Regions from separate parts of the Homo sapiens genome. Here all the other regions are linked to region 3. A link is an interaction called in ENCODE POLR2A ChIA-PET data of the cell type or tissue named here. Cell type or tissue: GM12878. All regions are shown on one strand.

Region 1 (5,000 bases), 100 kb before region 3:
TCCACACTCCTTAATGTGGTTTATAAAGACTTCTATAACTTGATGGATGCTTGTTTTCTCCCCCAATCCATCTCAAATCACTCTCTGCACTGAACTGCCTATGTCAGCAACCACAGATACCGGTATGTCTACAAAGAAGCTATGTTTCTTGGGAAACAAGAGCTAAAGGAATGGTTTTCAATGTCAGATTTTCTGGATTTGAATCCTTTTTCATTGCCTGCTTAGGCCTGTGTTTTTGTGACTTGGTTACTACTATTGCTATGAAGCAAACCACTAAAACAGTGGTATAAAACAAGAAATATTTAAGGCTACAAATTCAGTGGGTCCAGATTCAGAGAAAGGCCAGTGGGGACAGCTCATCTATGCTGGTCTGGAGGATCTGTTTTATGATGGTTTCTCACTTGCCTGGTTCCTGGACCGCAATGGCTGAAAGATGGACTCAGCAGGGATTGTCAACTGGAGTGCCTTCAGGTCACCACTCCAGCATGGTGATTTCCAGGTAGGTGGGCATTTTATTGGGATCTCAGAGATCCAACACATATGTTCCAGAAAACCAGGTAGAAGCTGTTTGGTCTCTTGTAACCTGGCCTCAGAAGTCTCATAGCATCACTTCCATGTACTCTTGGTCAAAACAAGATTCAGAGAAAAGGACACAGATGCTTTTAGTGTTTTAATACTGGTATATCTTGGAAATTACTTACTATTTCCTTATCTGCAAGATGGAGGTCCTAGAAGTATGGGCTAAATGAGTTATTACATGTAGAATGGCCAGGACACAGTAACTGGTCCATAAATATTAGATATTTTTGTTTTTCAATGACACTACATGCTATTTTTAAGCCCAGAATTCAGTTAGCCTTCTTCATTGCCTAATGAAGACATATTAATAGATAGGTCGGTATCTCCTCCGGGATGCTATCTCTGACTCTGCAAGGTGTGTTAGGTGTTCCCCAGGGTCCCTGACCTCCACAGTGCTTTATAAATGCCAGTGTGTGTGTGTTGGTTACCCCTACTAGTCTGAGGTCTCTGGGGCAAAAACAGCTAATATACTATCTCTAGCATATATCACAATGTCACATAGTATACACTTAGTAAATCCTTGACAAATGGATGTCTTTATTTTTAGAAGATGAGACCTCACAACCTAAAGACAGAATAATCCTGTGTTCTGGCCAGGCGCGGTGGCTCACGCCTGTAGTCCCAGCACTTTGGGAGGCTGAAGTGGGCTGATCACTTGAGGTCAGGAGTTCAAGACCAGCTGGCCAACATGGTGAAACCCCATCTCTACTAAAAATACAAAAATTAGCCAGGCGTGGTGGTGGGTGCCTGTAATCCCAGCTAATCAGGAGACTGAGGCAAGAGAATTGCTCGAACCCAGGAGGCTGAGGCTGCAGTGAGCCAAGATCGTGCCACTGCACTCCAGCCTGGGGTGACAGAGCAAGACTCCATCTCAAAAAAAAAACAAGAAAGGCCAGGCGCGGTGGCTCATGCCTGTAATCCCAGCACTTTGGGAGGCCGAGGCGGGTGGATCACGAGGTCAGGAGTTCAAGACCAGCTTGGCCAAGATGGTGAAACCCTATCTCTACTAAAAATACAAAAAATTAGCTGGGCACGGTGGCAGGCGCCTGTAGTCCCAGCTACTCAGGAGGCTGAGGAAGGAGAATCATTTGAACCCGGAGGGTGGAGGTTGCAGTGAGCCGAGATCGTGCAACTGCACTCCAGCCTGGGTGACAGAGTGAAACTCCGTCTCAAAAAAAAAAAAAAAAAAAAAAAAAGAAAAGAGAAAAAAGAATAATCCTGTGTTCTGATTTGACTGGAAATTCCCCCATTTCCATCTGTTGTTGCTGCACAATTATTAGTGGTGCCACATTTTATTCTCAAAACGTTCCCAGTTTGGATAGTAAATTATACAGTACTGACTCAAAGAGGCTTCTGGAGTCTCTCCGATGTTGGTGAAGGAAAGACTTCCCTTGAACCTCTGACCCTCTGACCCTCTCTCCTCTCGTAGCAAGAGTGCTCATGAGTAATTCTAGCCTGGGAAACTCACCTTTCACAAGGTGGTGGGGTGGCTGTTAAAGGAAATTTCACTTACAGTGTCCCAGTGAGCCAGGATGTAGTGCTGAATCACCAGCAGCATTTCTCAAAAGGGAGTTAAGAAATGACTTCCCATTGACTCAAGGGGTGTGGGGCTTTCACTTGTCCATGGTGACTAGAAAGGAATTGCCTGGTTAACTTTGACTTATGTTGAAAGGTGGCTTCAGTTTGCTCTCAAACCCATTCCCCACTGATCTCCAAGGGTCTTCAGAGTGTTGCCCTGTTGTAGAGGTTTTTCAGAAAGTATTGGCTAGTGAGTGCTCTCAGGTTGTCCTCTGGAGGAGTTTGAACTGGGGCAAATTTGGGTTAGGACTAAATTGTAAATGAGCTCATCTCTAATGTTTGCACTTAGTTGGAAAAACAGGTTTAAAAGATATGGGAAATCAGTCTGTCAGGATCACCCAAGAAAGGAGTTTCAAGGAATGTGTCATCACCTCAGATAGTCCTGCCAATCTCCATTTTTGGAAGTAAACAGAGACTTTCTTTGCCTTTTAGCTGGTCTTTCTAAATTTTCAAGGCCCAGTATAAGTCCTGCTTTGTCCAAGAAACTTTTCCGGGGCTGCCTCAGACTGTCTCATCTGTTCTTGACAGCTGCTTCTCCCCAGTATCTGAGCTCACCTTCATCTTTTAAAATTACTCATCTGGGAATTCCTCTTCAATGATAATGATCTTTAATACAGCACTTATATGTGCCTGAGTGCTTTGCAACAATCATTTTTTCTAATCTTATCACCAAGTAAGTAATATTCCCACATTTTAGAGGTAAAGAAACACAGATAACAGTGCCTTGTGTTTATGTTCCTAGCATTATATCACCTCTTCTCACTTGGCCTGTAAGTCTCTCAAGAACTGAAAACAGGTTTCTTACTCCTTGATATTTCACTTTCCCCCCAAAACAGTTAAGAACTCAGAGGAGCAAGTTGTCCATGACAATGGCTGATTTTACTTCTTATCTACTCCATGAAGACAGGAGTTTAAACATAAATACATTTAAGTGCCACATAGGCCATCTTTTAAGCCCTGGAAACTACCTTGAGTCAGGAAAATAAATTCAGGGTGAAGAGAAGAGATGGTAAATATGTGGGACTTGCCATTTTGAGAGTCCATCAGTGTTGCTTTTGAAACACAGGAAGCTTTGCTCAGCATTTGTTTAAAAGAGGAAGAAATGTTTAAAATATTAAGCACATTGTGACAATTTGAATATTCCCTGGTTGATTTCCTGCATTACATCTTTGAAAATTTCCTGATTTTCATATGTATTCCAGTGCTGAGTGGTATTTCCTGTGTCAGCCTAAAAAACGGGATTTTTCTCTTAACGGGAAACATCAATATCAGCATCAGCTGCAGGGACTGAGATGTTGAAATGGTGACTACATTCAAACCCATATGAATTTTGATCTTAAAACAAGCCACACACACTGAATAAGTGTATAAATGTGTATGAAATAAGTATGAGTACCTTATCATACATTTAAACCCGATTTTTGTTGACAAGAATATTTCCTTTTAAAGTTCTTTAACTCTTGCCTTGAAGAGTTGACCAAAGATCATTTTTGTGGTTTTTCTTTTTTTTGCCTTAAATACTCAAATTGTCAGATATCATGTGTGAAGATACCATTCAGAGCAGAATAATGAAAATTACAGAGGGAAAATTAGGTCATTTTTTCTCTCATTTTAAAATACAGGCTATATCTTTATAGAATACTCTCATATGTATTTTTCCATTCTTGTTTAAAATTATATGTGTGATGGAGACATTACCAGTTCCCCTGGGAGATTATTTCACAGAATCACGGACCTTGCTACAGGTATTTTTTTTTTTTCACTAATTTTCAAACTAAAATTTCTTTTGCTCAATTTCATTCCATTATCCCTTGGACCACCTGTACAGTTCTGCACAGAAGGTTGCAAAACGGTCTATTTGATAGGAAATGAAGCCCTCTGCCAAAGTGCATTAAGGAAAAAAAAATGATATGGAGTCTCATGTTGATGATAGCTACAGAATATAAATTTGAAGAGGAAATTCCCAGGTCTTAATTGCTCAGCAATAATCAACCCTCTTGTATTTTAAATTCAGTTGAATACTTCTTTTTTTCCGAAGAATTGGGGGAATTCTGGTTTCCAAAAAGAGCAAGGTGTGGGATGTGTGTGTGTGTGTGTGTGTGTGTGTGTTAGAGCTGCATAGAAAAAATAAAAATATATTAAAGATTCCTCATACCCTTTGGCTCTGTGCTCCTTCTAGGTTTTTTTTTTACTTTAGATTTGGTACTTCTCCCATCCTTTCTCATCATCAAGATAGCAAAAACAACAGAAAGTTATCTACATATACCCTTCACCTTTCAATACAGAATACTGCAAATAAGAATTTGGAGAACTAGGTTTACTTAGTTTTGATGTGCATAAGCCTACTTTCTCTATTGCATGTTTATTAAAATAGCATAAACAGGCATTGTGATTGTGGCATTTCATAATTGCAGAACTAGATTGGAAAAAGATTCATAAATATCTTTATAAGTAGGTGTAAAAAATGTCAGTTCCCTTCTTTGGGGCACATAGCACGCCTCTCATTTGTGGGAAAATAAATGAAATATGAGATTTGATCCATTTGGGTTGTCTTGAATTCATTCACTTGTATGTTAATCTTATATCACTGTGTTCAGTCTGGCCTCATATTTTATCCATAATCTAGACCTTTCCAGTCTACCATATTCTAGTGCCACTGACCTTGAGACACTAGCTGTGTTTTATTGGTCTCTATTATCCACCACTGAACCCACTGCCTGGCAGATACCAGGTGCTTTGTTGGATAATTCAATAACGAATCATGCACAATTTAGAAAAAAAATCCAGTAAGGGCAGTTATATACCTAGTATTTTTGATGCCCACTGCTGATCATTTTTAATAC
Region 2 (5,000 bases), 180 kb after region 3:
TGAGGCAGGTGGATCACCTGAGATCAGGAGTTTGAGATCAGCCTGGCAAACATCGCAAAACCCCATCTCTACTAAAAATACAAAAATTAGCTGGGTGTGGTGGCGCATGCCTGTAATCCTAGCTACTTGGGAGGATGAGACAGGAGAATCGCTTGAACCTGGGAGGTGGAGGTTACAGTGAGCCGAGATCATGCCACTGCACTCTAGCCTGGGCGACAGAGCATGACTCTGTCTCAAAAAAAAAAAAAAAAAAAAAAAGAGACCGGGCGCAGTGGCTCATGCCTGTAATGGCAGCACTTTGGGAGGCTGAGTTGGGTGGATCACGAGGAGTTCAAGACCAGCCTGGCCAAGATGGTGAAAACTGTCTCCACTAAAAATACAAAAATTATCTGGCCGTGGTGGCGGGCTCCTGTCATCCCAGCTACTTGGGAGGTTGAGGCAGGAGAATCTCTTGAACCCGGGTGGCAGAGGTTGCAGTGAGCCAAGATCACACCAATGCACTCCAGCCTGTGTGACAGAGCAAGACTCTGACTCCCAAAAAAAAGAATGAAAGAAATAGCAAGAAGGCCTCTGTGGCTGGAAGCTGGTAAGGGACAAAAGATAACCTTAGAAGCACAGGGGCCAGGCCGGGCACGGTGGCTCACGCCTGTAATCCCAGCACTTCGGGAGGCCGAGGCAGGTGGATCACGAGGTCAGGAGATCGAGACCATCCTGGCTAATACGGTGAAACCCCGTCTCTACTAAAAAAATACAAAAAATTAGCTGGGTGTGGTCGTGGGCGCCTGTAGTCCCAGCTACTCGGGAGGCTGAGGCAGGAGAATGGCATGAGCCCAGGAGGCGGAGCTTGCAGTGAGCTGAGATTGTGCCACTGCACTCCAGCCTGGGCAACGGAGCGAGACTCTGCCTCAAAAAAAAAAAAAAAAAAAAAAAAAAGAAACACAGGGGGCAGATCCTATGGGATCAAGTTGGTTATGATAAGGAGTTTCGATTTTATATTCATTTCAATAGGAAGATAATAGAATGCTAAGAAGATCTCCACAAATGTACTTGTTTGAAAAGTAATAATAATGGTAGTAATAATAGCAACAATTCAAAAATAACAGTGGTTTGGATTTTCTCTCACCAGCCCTCACTCTCCTCCAAATGAGATGAGATAGTCATCACAGTGCCAGGGAAGTATAATAATATCAGAAGGGGTGAAACCTGTGCAGAGCCCTGAAGCATTGGCAGAGGCTGGCCTGGTGGCCAGCAAGAGGCTAAAGGTGCCAATTACCAAAAGAGGGAGCCTGGAGATGGAGCAGACTCCTGGAATATGATGATGGAGGAGACTGACTCATTTTTGGGTATTTTATGAGTAGTCTATTGGAACATCCAGGTGGATTTTTCAGCAGACCTTTGGTAGGACAGTCTGACATTATTATAAAGAATTTAAGATAGAACTATAGATTTGGGAGCCCTAAACATACACAGTGCTCAGCATGTACTTTTTTTTGTATGCTGTGAATTGAACATGGTTTAAAAACATTGAGTAAAATTCCTATGAGGCAGTATTTTAGAAGATATTTACAATCTAGGTTGTAGTAACCAACAGAGTATATACTGGCTACTACAACTTGCAAGACTCTCTTTTTTTTGAGACAGAGTCTTGCTCTGTTGCCCAGGCTGGAATGCAGTGTCATGATCTTGGCTCACTGTAACCTCCGCCTCCTGAGTAGTTGGGATTACAGGCATGCACCACCATGCCTGGCAAATTTTTGTATTTCTAGTAGAGACGGGGTTTCACCATATTGGCCAGGCTGGTCTTGAACTACTGGCCTCAAGTGATCCGCCCGCCTCAGCCTCCCAAAGTGCTGGGATTACAGGTGTGAGCCACCGTGCCTGGCCAGGAGCCTTTCTTCTTACCGATTGGACACGAGGCTACAATATTGACAGGGAATATGTTCCTTTCTGTTGGTGTGAGCTCAAATTGCAAATCACACTTTTGGAGGCCAGAAAGTTGTTTCTTAAAAAAAAAAAGAGTGAATATTTTGACTATGTGAACTCAGGTCTGAGACTTTAGGAAAAGAAAACATTCTGAGGTGAAGAAAAGAAAAATGATAGTGATAGTGAAGTTCAGGGGTCAACCAGCAAACGTGAGCTCCCCCATGGAGTTGAACTTTATGCTGCTGACAGTTGGCCGGGCCATTAAAAAGGTGAAGAGGGGATTTTTCTCAGAGTGAAACAGATTGTGTGATGTTTTTGTTCTAATACGTGAAAACAAGCAGAGCTCAGCTATGAGATAGCAATATGATAAAGACAGCTTTGAAAACTTTTGAATGATTTTCCTTTAAATACTATATGCAATGCTACCTTTCTGAAACATTAATTTTTTATACTCTTGAGTGATGTCTCTAGAGTAGTAAATATGTCCCTACATACTGAAAATAACTTTTACTAAATAAATTGGTTTTAAAACCATTTTGTACCATGTTTTGTCTATTTTCTCTCTATAAACTTGTGATTATCCATGATTTCCTTCTCTCTGTTACACTGGCTAAGCTAAAGCTAACAGTGGATATAGTAATCTTAGTTATGGAAATGAATAGAATTACTCAGGGCAACTCTAAAGAGTAGTGGTTCTTAGCCATGGCTGTGCACTAGCATCACCAGTGAGAGATTTATTTTATTTCATTTTATTATTTTATTTTAATACTGATGTCTAAGCCCATCCCAGATCAATGGAATCAAAATCTCTGGGAATGGGGACCAGGAATCAGTACTTTAAAAACAGTCTCTGAAGTCATTCCAATGTGAAATTAGGATTTGAAACTATAAAGTAAGATTGGAACAGAATTGAGGACATGATCCTGAGAAATGTCCAGGAAAAGAGGGAAGAATGAACCCAAATGGAACAAATTCCAGTAGATCTTAAGGCCTGAGAAGAATCCTCTTTGGTTCTGCATCCTGCCTTCTAGGCCCATTGTAGTGGCATCATCACCTTCAGGGCTCTGCAGAGTGGCCCTGCCCCTTTGGCTTGGTGGGGTTCCCCCACCCACAATATTCTCAATACTGGACTGTAAGCAGGGTAATGACATAGATAAATATGTTCCTACAATAGCTTTTTTCCTCCCATAATTAATTGACTCAGGAATCATCTTTGGTAACTACCTGGAACTCTGACATCCTCCAGGGCCCAAATTTTCCATGAAGCAGCTTCCACTTGTCTCCTCTGCCTTGCTTTCTTACCCCCGACCCCACCAATTTGCCACACTCCACCTCAGTCCCCACATGTTTCTCAGTGAATCGAACCTCAGCCCCTCGCAGTCAGGCTCACAACAAAAGTGTTGCTCTCAATGGATTAGAAGGATCTCTTAGCAACTCCTGCCCATGGGGTTGTAAATTTTAATTACCCGCTTCTGGTCACAAGGCTCTCACCTTCCTCATATCACCCAAGGAAGGATTGCAACAGTGCAGCCTTCAAGATGCTCCCTCCTTTAAGATGACTCAGACATTTCAATGTTCTCTGTGAAACATTCTCTGCATCTTCCTGCAGGAGATGCAGGGAGAAGGCCCTCAGCTTCCTCTCCCTCACCCAAAATATGCAGTTGCATTTGCACTCACCGAAGGCCTTTCCCACCTCTCTCAGGAGGAGTGTCCTTCTCTCTGAGGCCAATTTCTTTCCCTATATCCTCTTAGCCCACTCTCTCCTGTCTTCATAGAGAACCCACTTCATCTATTATTTCCTCCCATTTGTGTTTTTCAATCTATATTTCCATGCTCCTTTCTTCTCTGCAAATAAATAAACATCTTCCATCTTAAAATAATGCAATAAAAGCAGCTTGGCTGAGTCTCCTCTTCTGGTGGATTCTATTTATTGTCTCCTCTCCCGCTCATGGTCTAGCTTCATTGCCCATATCTCTGCTTTTCATCCTCAACATCGTTAATTCATCCCTAAATCTTTATTTATTTATTTTGAGGCAAGATCTCACTCTGTCACTCAAGCTGGAGTGGAGTGGTGTGATCTAAGCTCACTGCAGCTTTGAACTCCTGGGCTCAAGCGATCCTCCCACCTCAGCCTCCTGAGTAGCTGAGACAACAGATGCTCCACCATGTCCGGCTAAGTTTTTGTTTTTTTTTTGGAGAGATGGAGTTTTTCTGTGTTTCCCAGGATGGTCTTGAACTCCTGATCTCAAGCGATTCTTCTTCTGCCTTGGCCTACCGAAGTGCTGGGATTACAGGAGTGAGCCACTGCATCCTAAATCCTAAATCATGATTCTAGACACTAATCTGGCTGCTGCTCATATGATCCTTGGAATTCCTCTTACTAAAGTCACTAATGAATCCCTCGTTACTATTTTTAGTGAATGTTGTTCAGGCCTTACTTCTCCCTCAAGTTCTCCCAGTTTATTCCCTTGTGTGAGTGGTTTTCCTTGATCCTCCCTTATATGATGGTTTTTCTCAGAGTTCTGTTCTTAGGTTACCTCCTTTCTCACTGACACCTTTCCAAGTTGATCTTATTTTCTCTGATATCTTCAAAGGACACCTGCGTGTGGAAGCTTCCCAGATCGGCATCTCCAGTTCCTGGCTGTCTTCTGAGTCCAGACTCATGCTCCCACTGAACAACCACCTCTCCAGAGCTTCCATAAGCACCCCCAACCTAGCATGAAAAAAACTGAACTCAGCATCTTCCCCTTCTCTACAACCCTCATGCCTTTACTTCGTCCTGTTGTATTTAGTGAAAGTGCCACCATCCATGTAGTTTCCTCCAACTGGAAACCTGCCAGGAATCCGTGATTTCTCCCTCCCTTACATTTTTCTCCTCAAATTGGTTACCTCAAACCTCAAATCCATCTCCCCTTTATTCCTATTGGTAGTCCCCTTTCGTAAGCCCTTATTACTAAGTCTGTCTGGATAGAAATAGCCTTCTAACCCTCTTTCTTAACTTCAGATTTCCTCACTTTAATGTATCCCATACTGCTAGTGGAGGGAAATTTCTAAAATTCAGCCTGACTGTACCCTTA
Region 3 (5,000 bases):
ATGGCCTTAAGAGATCTTCCTACCTTGGCCTCCCAAAATGCTGGGATTGCAGGTGTGAGGCACTGTGCGTGGCTAGTTCCAGGGATTTTTAAAGACTATAGCAATCAAGTGGCCAATGGACTTAATTACTATATTTGGATAATATGGGCCAACTTTCTCTTGAACTGTATAGATAGTATATATATATATTTTTGAACAATTGTCTTATTTTGCCAAGGCAGCTTGTCTACACAACGCATACAATCTTAGCAAACCTAAGGAATGCTACATATCAGAATACTACCTGTTTCCCCGTTATGTTCATAATGGCATTTAGGGATAGTTATATGGATTTTGAATGTTGAGATATGTTTGCATACTCTACATACCCTGAAAACAACTTCACTACATGTATAAACACACTGTGTTTTGAAGGACATTGGAATTTCTGCCTTTCCCAAAATATCTCTGCTAAACCTCCCATCACCTTGGGTGGAAATCCCTTTCATTAGTGATGAGTCTAATTCCTCAGATACCAATTTGCTGAGAGCACTGCTGTATAATTTAAATGGTCTCAGACTCACTTCCTCATTTGTAAATTAAGGGGGTTGTATAGACTCTACTTTCTCTGGTCTGATTTTCTGTGGTGCCGTCCCTCCCTTCTCTCTCCCAACTAGAGAAGTTTTGTGTTTAGTGTTTTCCTGTATTCAACTTGCAAAGTGTTACAGATAATTGTAATTACACTGCAATCAAAATGTCAACTTCTAATCTTAGGAAAACAGATTCTAATCGACTAGGATTGCTCCTAAGCACTTTCTTATCAAGAAATTTTTCTCTATGCAAATCTCTGATAACCTTTCTCCTGTTGTACACAGAAGTTCTTAGCCTCCACTTGAACTTCTTTTCTTCTTTTAGACCTTTACATCTTCATTACATTCTATGCTTCCACTAGGCAAGCTAAAGTCTACCAAAGTCTAGTTGATAGAGCAATGCAGTTCTTCTCTCAAGACTGCAGAAACTTGGTTGAAAAGTTTGGAAAGCAACAGCAGTATAAATTTACACAAGTGCTCAGCTGATAGTTTTAAAGAAAGCATTGAGGTCTCATTGGAAATAACTGCTGAATTAAGGATGGTACCTGACTTGGGTTTAGCTCAAAATCATCTGTTTCTAAATTGTCACTTCTAAAAGTGACAAGACTAAACTTGGCACTTTTTGCCTGGATTGTATACAGTCACACATTCTAAAAGTGAATCATATCTGCCCCTCACCCAGAGTCACCTTCCCTTAACCCCACAGACTTTATCTTCCCCTCCCTGTCCCTGCCACACCTCCGCCACAAAAAGTGAAGCACAAAGTGGAGAAGTTTTGATGATTTCTTGGACTGTCTCTAATATACATTTCATAATATGTAGTTTCATTCTGATTAATAAAGAAAGTGCACAATTGGGAGGAGGGCTTCTTCTGGAAATTCCAACAGATTATACTAATATTTATAGCCGTTATAAGGAAGGAAGTGGGAGCGGGAGAGGGACAAAGGGAGGAAATGTTCTTTTTTTTTTGGCAATCATCTTCAATTTGGATAGTGATTTGAAGCTTTCTCTCTCCAAAGTCTTTGTCTGGGTGTCCATTTAATTACTTTTCTAAGCTCATGCTTGAACTGATCAGAGCTTTCTCAAGACTTACTTACCTTTCATTGAGCCTGGAACTTGTGGTATTTGTATGAACACCAAGTTCTAAGTAAACCTGAGGCTATTTAAAATTTCAGGTGGAAATTATGTGCTCTTCAAGACTGAACTTGGCACTTTTTGCCTGGATTGTTACAGTCACACATTGCTTGACAGTGATACATTCTGAGAAATGAATCTTCATGTGAGTATCATAGAGTGAACTTACACAAACCTTGATGGTACAGTCTACTACACACGTAGTATATATGGCACAGCCTATTGCTTCTACACTATGAACCCACACAGCATGTTACTGGACTGAATTCTGCAGACAATTGTTACACAATGGTAAGGTTTGTGTATCTAAACATAGAAAAGGTACGGTAAATGTATGGCATAAAGAAAAAAAATGGCCGGGCTTGGTAACTCACACCTGTAATCCCAGCAGTTTGGGAGGCCAAGGTGAGAGGATCGATTGAGGCCAGGAATTCAAGACCAGCCCGGGCAACATAGCAATACCACATCTCTATAAATAAAAAACAAAAAAATATAAATACATTAATTAAAGATTAAAAAATGCTACATTTGTATAGGGCACTTACCTTGAATGAAGCTTGCAGAACTGGAGCAGCTCTGGATGAGTTAGTGAGTGAGTGTAAAAGCCAAGGACATCGTAGCACACTACTACAGATTTTATAAACACTGTACACTTAGACTACATTACATTTACCAAGAGAAGTATTTCTCCAAAACCAAATTACTGTAACTACTTTACTTTAAAAATTTTATTCTTTTTAACTTTTTGACTTCTGTGCCCACAGTGGTGGGCATGAAAGGTAGGCTTTTGCTAAAAAGCTTCCTCTAAAACTGAATATCTCTCTCTTATATAAGTATGTGCCTACCAGCTCAAGATAATATAAGAAAGTAGAAAATATATTACCATACCTTACAAAAGATTAGCCAGGCATGGTGAAAGGCACCTGTAATCTCAGCTACTCAGGAAGCTGAGGCAGGAGAATTGCTTGAACTGAGGAGGTGGAGGTTGCAGTGAGCAAAGGTTGCAGTGAGCAGTGCCATTACACTCCGGCCTGGGCAACAAGAGTGAAATTTAGTCAAAAAAAAAAAAAAAAAAAGAAGGAAGGAAGAAAAGAAAGACAGACAGACAGACGCAGACAGACAGACAGAAAGAAAATATATTACCATACTCAATCTGCTCCAGCTTAAAAAAGAAGTGAGACCTGGGCCAGGCACTGTGACTCATGCCTGTAATCCCAGCACTCTGGGAGGCTGAGGCGGGCGGATCACAAGGTCAGGAGATCGAGACCATCCTGGCTAACACAGTGAAACCCTGTCTCTACTAAAATATACAAAAAATTAGCTGGGCTTGGTGGTGGGTGTCTGTAGTCCCAGCTACTCAGAAGGCTGAGGCAGGAGAATGGTGTGAACCTAGGAGGTGGAACTTGCAGTGAGCTGAGATTGCGCCACTGCACTCCAGCCCTGGTGACAGGGTGAGACTCCATCTCAAAAAAAAAAAAAAAAAAAAAAAAGAAAAAACTGAGACCTGATAAAATTGAGGTCATCGCTGTATGAACTACTGGTAGCCTTTAGCTTGCCTAGTGGAAGCATAGAGTGTAATGAAGATGTAAAGGCCTAAAAGAAGAAAGAACTTTCTATCTAGCAAGGGTTTCTCCTCTGCTTTCCACTAGAAGTGTAGTTGTGCATCTACTTGGTATTTTGCTAATTTGTTTCTCTTTACTATTTCTCCTGAATTTAGAAAACCATTGATAACACCCTGAAGGGTGTATTAACAAATAGGACAGCGAGCTTTACACTAAAAGTCCATGTGTTGACCTCTTTCTACAGAGACTGAGGAAGAGGATAAGCTGGTTTTGGAGCTTATCACCACTTGTGACCTTTGGCTTAGACAGGTGATCTGTTGTGATTTCTAGATATCAGAGAAATAAAATTCAGATCCTTGTGACATTCTCGTTATTATTCTTGATTCCAATGGATGTTTGTAACATTGATTCAGTTGTTTCAGTTCAGCCTGTTACAGATATGTAGTTCATGTGCCCAGACAAACAGCAATAACCTGTATTTTCTGAGGCTGTAGAAATGTTATGTTTGCAGAAAGAAAACACATTCCTCCCAATTTTGTCAGCATGATCAAACACGGAAGATGTGTATCTGCGGAAAATTGTTCTGAGAAAATTGAGAATATCATCTTACCAACACTATTATTAAAAAGATGAGAAGAAGAAACAGAAAATCTTTTCCTAGATTTTTTCAATCTCCTAAAAACATTAGAACTTTAAACTCCCCACAAACGATCATTTTAGCTACACTAATGACTTACAAAGATTACACAACTTTGAACAGTTTCACTCACTGAGACAGTTGACAAAATAAAATGAGCTGGGTGATAGTAAGGTTGCAGTAATTAGCATTTGACTCAGTAGGACTTTGTGGTAAATATATGGTGTGTGTGTGTGTGTGTGTGTGTGTGTGTGTGTGCGTGCGCGTGAGAAAGAGAGAGAGAGGAAGAGAGAGAGGTGACTCTTGGATTCAGACTTGAGCAATTGGCTGGGTGTGATGCCCTGTATTGAGATAAACTCCAGAGTGAACCCATGGGGAAGAAGAGGGGGTGACTTCTGTTTGGGGTCTATATTGAGTTTGGGGTGCTTAGAGATATGGATCTGAAGTCCATAGAAGAGTTTGAGATTAAAGATTTGGGGGATTTTGGAATCCTAGGAATGAGGAAAATAATCCAGAGAAAGTATGTAAAGCAAGAAATGCTAATACTTACTCTCTAAGGGAGAAGGATAGGAAGGGAAACTTGTAAAGGAGACTTCACAGGAACAATCAGAAAGGTGAGTAGTAAACCCGCAGACTGGGGAGCAAGAGAAACCACAAAAAGAGTATTTTAAAGAGTGACCTGCAGTGTCAAATGCTGAAGAAAAAGCCACTGAGAAAATGACTAAAATTACCCAATGCATTTAGTCTTTTATAGACTTTGGTGGTCTTCCTGCAAGAAATTCTGGTAGAATCATGACAGAGAAACCTCTAGACTATGATAGATTCAGGAGGATGACTGGGAAGTGAGGCAACAAAGTAGGTACAGTCAAGTTTTTCAAGAAGTTCAATTATGAAGAGTAGAAGTGCTATAGGGCATGAGACAGAAGGGATTTGGAAAAAAAGGAGGTCCCCTCCAGTTCCTCACCATTAGATTTGAGCTTGTTTAATTACTGATCAGAAGAAATAAGAAAGAGAGAAAGTTGAATATATAGAGGGAGGGATTAATTAGAGATCTGTGTCCCTGAGAACATTGGGACAGGAATTTATAGTACACATTGA
Region 4 (5,000 bases), 1.3 Mb before region 3:
TCAATAGAGTTTCCAGATTTTGCTTAGGGCCCAGGAAAGACTTTTGAAGTTTTTTTCTAATGTCTGCAGCTGACTAGGTGATAAACTTATCCTTTAAAATTAGTTGGCCTTTAATAGAGTCAGATGCAAAGAGGTATGCTTTCTTAATGCCTCCCTTAGCCTCTTTAAAAATGCCATGGGGTTTTCTTCCTTTCCCTGCATTATATCATTGACTAATTTATTGGATTTTTTTCTGGTCTTTCTTAATCCCTTTAGTATACAAGTCAGTAAATGCCTGCGACTCCAGGCTCCATGCTACAAATCGAGGTCCCAGTGGGGATCCACGCTGGGAACCACCTGTTGGCCTGTGGGGAATTGTTCCCTTTCTTCTGATGTTATTTTATCATTTACCTGGCTTAGGTACCAGAGATCCCCAAACTTCCGGGCTGCAGTTAAGACGGCCTCTTTTTCATTGGGAGTTAATGTTTGACCTAACAACAATGTAATATCTTTCCATGCTAAATCAAAAGATTGTCCTAATCCCTGTAAGACATCTATGTATCCATCAGGATTATCTGAGAATTTTCCTAGGCCCGGTTTGATCTGTTTTAAGTCTGAGAGGGGAAAGGGGACATGTACTCGTGCTGGGCCAAAGTCTCCTCCTCCTACCACGGCTTGGAGGGGGCACAATTGAGACCATTGGCACCTTTCAGTTCCTTGACTATTTTTTTGTCTGGTTCCTTTTGGGCCATTAGGGCCAAAGGAGAGTCCTTACTAGGGGGAGCTGTGGGGAGACCTGGGTATGGGGGTAAGCTTTAAGGACTCCCGGTAGGATGTAAATTACATTTTTTACATAATTGTGGGTTATCTCTTAATGAGAAAAAAACCTGTACATATGGCACTTCACTCCATTTGCCCTCTCGTTTACTAAAGAGATCTAGCTGTAGGATGGTATTATAGTTTATACTTCCCTCAGGTGGCCATGGATCTCCTCCGGGAAGAGGATATTATGGCTAGGCAGTGCTGCAGAAAAATATGTTACTTCTTCTTCAGTGTTTGAGGGTCGAATTGGTCCCAATTATCCAGAATATACCTCAAGGGTGGCTTCACTTTTGAGGGAGCGCCTCCCATCTGAAAGGAGAACACAGGAGTGCCCACACCCCTAGTCATCCCCTAGTAAGCACTAGCCCTAGGGTGTCCCCTATGGTTCTAGTGTCCTTTTCTTTCCAGGGTGCACTATCACTCATGGAACACTGCTTATCAGATTTAATTGCACTTAACTGACATAGCAGTTTTGCCCGCACTTGTTTCCCACCCTTTTTTAGCCACAAAAAAGGGGGCCGGGGCTACTGGATTTTAGTGGCTCCTTACCAGCATGCCCACAATTGCCTTTGCATCTGCGAGTAGGTCTTAGGTTTGGGGTATATTTTGAGTTCAGAGACCAGGCACCAATTAGCATATTTCTGGGCCTGGAGCTTTCCCAGCAAGATAAATTCCTTGAAAGTGGCACTGAAGCACAACAGTTTTAGGGTAGGCAGCGGCAAATTGGAGGACCAAGGTTGGAGCAGTGCTTTTTGTACCCAAATTTTCTGTCAATAAATAAGAATATTTATTGACCTTTGGACTTGAATCGGGGGACCTATTGTCTGTTACATTGTTTTCACCCTATACCTCTGACTGCTTCTAGTGGACAAGTTCCACAGTTCTAATCACTGATCCCAGGCAGGAAAGGTGGTAATTAAAGTAGCCTCTACAATCTGGAGTAAGTTTTGGGCAACAAAAGGAAAAATGTCCTAGGCCTTCTATCAGCCACTGGAATGCCTTTTGATGTCCCGGATAGTGCCTAGGGTGTAGGTTATGAGGGACAGGTCCCCTATAAGTATATTGATACCCATTTGCATAAGAATAAGCCTGGGGGCACCATAGGCAAGGGTCTTGGGATTGCCACCCCTGTCAACTTAGACTCCTAGCTAAAAGATTCTTAGACTCAGGGGTAGGAAAGATCCTAGAGAACAGGGACCCAAGAAATTTTTCTCTGAGGACATTAGGACCCAGGAGGCATGGGTCAGAAAAGGCAGGGAATGCACACATGGGCGGCTGCAGCATAGCGGCTTCTCACTGTGCCATGATCTGGACTGATCAGTGCTGGGAGTCCGGGACAACAGTTTTCCACCTTTAGCCAGCCGTTGGCTTTTCCTGGGTAAAGGTAGAGAAAGGTGGAACTGGTTTCAGGCAAACCAACGCACCCAGCCTGGAGGGCCGGGGGTTGTAAAAGAGCCGTTTCCCAGAAAGCCTCACACCCATGTCTTAAGTCTGGTGGCCAGGCTTGTCACTTTTAAATGGCCGACAGGTGCTTGGTGTTTTCCTTCAATTTCTAGTGAGAAGGTAGAACAGAATAGCAAGCAAAAGGGGTCCGATGTTACTCACCACTTCAGAGAAATCCCGGACAGGCCCCCAGAAATGAGATGAGAAGTCTCTTCCGATCGAAGGTTTTTATCAATTGAAGAGTTTGTGGTTCCACGGGCTTCAAAGAATGAAGGCTTGGACCGCAGCAGTGAGTGTTACAGCTCAATTTGAGAAGCATGCAGACCTAAAGAGAGTGCTGGGTCAAGATTTATTAAAGCCAAAGTAAAGCAAAAGTGAAAGTAAAGCTTCCACACAGTGGAAGGGGAACTGGAAGGGTTGCCATTTCTGGCTTAGGTGTCTTATGCTTATATCCACTTATGACTCCTCCCCTTTTCCTTTTTCTGTCCTATAGGATTAGCTTATTTTCTATCTGCTTGCAGGTTGGCGGGCCTGATTGGTTAAAAACATCAGGCTGCAGCTAGAGCTTAAACCCCCTATACGATTGGTTGAAGTTTCAATCCCTTAGTTTATAGCTGTGACTCATTTTGGCTTAGGGGAAAGTCCCCATTGATTGGTTGAAGTTTCAATCCCTTAGCTTGCAGCTATGACTCATTTTGGCTTAGGGGAAAATCGCCTTAGGGAAGTCCGTATTGACCCAGGGAGTCCAGCCCACTTAGCCACTTAGTCCCTCAATATGGACAAAATTAAGCTATAAATGCAAACATAGATATAAATAAAGTATAGTTAAGCCATTATATATACGTGTATATAAATGTATATGTGTATAGTTTATGTGTATATGTTTATGTATCTATATCTTCACTGTCTCTATTTCTACATATGTGTGTCTTATGAAAATATGTTTGTATCTGAAATATACATATATACAGATACATATGTGTGTGTGTGTATACATGTATATGCGCATTCAAGATATTGGCAGAGCCTGGGGTGGAGGAAGAGTATAAAAAATGGTTAAATGAAAGTCACCTAAACTGAAAACACCCAAATTTTCCACATTTTATGATCTGTGTAGCAAGCCTAGGGAAACAAGAGGCAATGACACTCAATTAATAAATGAAAAGCATTTGGGTAGAAAGGAGTAGACAAAAAGAAAATGCCATTCAGGATTCATTTTATTTTTTACTTTATTTATCTTGATTAAACCAACTCAGGACTAATAAGGAGTGAAAATACAGGAGATAGGTGTTATACTGCTGAGTTTCTCACAAAAAGAGAAGGTGATTGGAAGGCAACTGGCTTTTTTTTTTTTTTAACTAATTTACCATGTGTAAAATGTCATTGAAATTTTCTTTATTTGAAATGCTATCTTCTAGAATTAATTATAGAAATCCTTGTATGGATTTTTTTAATGGCTTCATTCACACAAACCATTTTTTTCCTATTAAGATTTGATTGCTTAGTGGGAGATGTCTCTTCCATAAAAACGAATGTGTTTATGAATTCCTTCCTTTTAAATAATGTTTGAAGAAACTTGTTAATCCAGCAACCATTTTTGTAGCATTCTTATGTTGTGCTTCTGAAATTGTGCTTGGAAGCTCATCTGTAACTTGATTTATATGTCATGTAGTACATATTTCCTTCATGTAGAAGGTTAAGCACTTTCTGATCATTTATTTCATTTGAGCTATGTTAGTTTTGACTTGTAAACCAAAAAAAATAAAAATAAAAATAAATTCTAAGCCCACCAACCACCTGAATGGACTCCTCTTGGCCAGGAGCATCATAAAGTAAACCTGAAATAGTAGTTCAGGCCATGATGGGAATGTGGGGCCGGACATGCCTCATTCTACCTTCCTCCCTTTAGAATTCAGGCACAGCTGACCAGTATTAACATTAAAAAAGATACCTTCAGACTGACAAAGGGAATCTTTGTAATAATGCGACACCAACATGATAGACAGCAGGCCCTGATAGAAATCCAAGTGTTTTACCCCAAAATATATTTCTTTGACATAGTTTTAAATGGCCCTGCAAAGCTGTCTCTTTTGGGGAAAAATCTACATTCTGTAGAAAATCTCTGTACCTTTTTAAGTCAGACAAGAAACATTTGCAATCTATTCTCTCTGATGCCTGCTACCTGGAGGCTTCATCTACATAATAAGAACCTTGGTCTCTACACCCTCTTATCTTAAGCCAGACACTCCCTTCTATTGATTTCAGGTCTTTAGATAAAACTCTTTCAACCAATAGACAGTCAGAAAACCTTTGAATCCACCTATGACCTGGAAGTCCCTCTCCACACTTCAAGTTGTCCCACCTTTCCAGACCCAACCAATGTACATCTTACATGCATTGATTGATGCCTTATGTCTCCCTAAAATGTATAAAACCATGTTGTAGCCTGACCACCTTGGGCACATGTTTTCAGGACCTCTTGAGGCTGCGTCACAGTCCATTGGTCAATCATATTTGGCTCAGAAGAATTCTCTTCAAATATTTTACAGAGCTTGACACTTTTCATCAACAGACTGCATAATTTTTCCTGGCATTATACATTTCTATATTCACTTCAATCACTCTGATGCTCATGATTTAGCACATAAATTATACGGAAAATACTTAAATGTAATGTTCAATTTCACAATATAGATTAGATTGTTACTGAGCAAGATGGCCTTAAAAGTTCCCCTTGGCTTGACTACACTGTACAC

The links. Peaks named below come from ENCODE experiments on the same cell type or tissue, not always from the same donor. Only the 100,000 strongest peaks of a DNase experiment are listed, where the experiment ranks them.
Region 1: POLR2A ChIA-PET joins it to region 3 with 8 read pairs; 3 of 35 experiments call an interaction of 5 or more read pairs at or near these places.
Region 2: POLR2A ChIA-PET joins it to region 3 with 6 read pairs; 1 of 35 experiments calls an interaction of 5 or more read pairs at or near these places.
Region 4: POLR2A ChIA-PET joins it to region 3 with 8 read pairs; 1 of 35 experiments calls an interaction of 5 or more read pairs at or near these places.

What each region holds. Positions count from the first base shown.
Region 1 is chr6:113,761,181-113,766,180 of GRCh38, reverse strand. No RefSeq gene overlaps it. Among named protein-coding and RNA genes, the nearest start is that of MARCKS, 94 kb to the left of the region's middle. In GM12878, no CTCF peak of the experiment used is centred here; a DNase peak (open chromatin) is centred at 2,100; H3K27ac peaks cover 1,726 bases.
Region 2 is chr6:113,480,112-113,485,111 of GRCh38, reverse strand. No RefSeq gene overlaps it. Among named protein-coding and RNA genes, the nearest start is that of LINC02518, 49 kb to the right of the region's middle. In GM12878, no CTCF peak of the experiment used is centred here; a DNase peak (open chromatin) is centred at 2,957.
Region 3 is chr6:113,658,717-113,663,716 of GRCh38, reverse strand. No RefSeq gene overlaps it. Among named protein-coding and RNA genes, the nearest start is that of LINC02541, 11 kb to the right of the region's middle. RefSeq lists a silencer at 4,074-4,282. In GM12878, no CTCF peak of the experiment used is centred here; no DNase peak of the experiment used is centred here; H3K27ac peaks cover 439 bases.
Region 4 is chr6:114,995,826-115,000,825 of GRCh38, reverse strand. LOC107986639 (a long non-coding RNA gene) reads right to left here. Exons shown (of 3, transcript XR_001744318.2): 2 at 2,407-2,569. Among named protein-coding and RNA genes, the nearest start is that of LNCPOIR, 450 kb to the right of the region's middle. RefSeq lists an enhancer at 2,932-3,021. In GM12878, no CTCF peak of the experiment used is centred here; a DNase peak (open chromatin) is centred at 2,855; H3K27ac peaks cover 433 bases.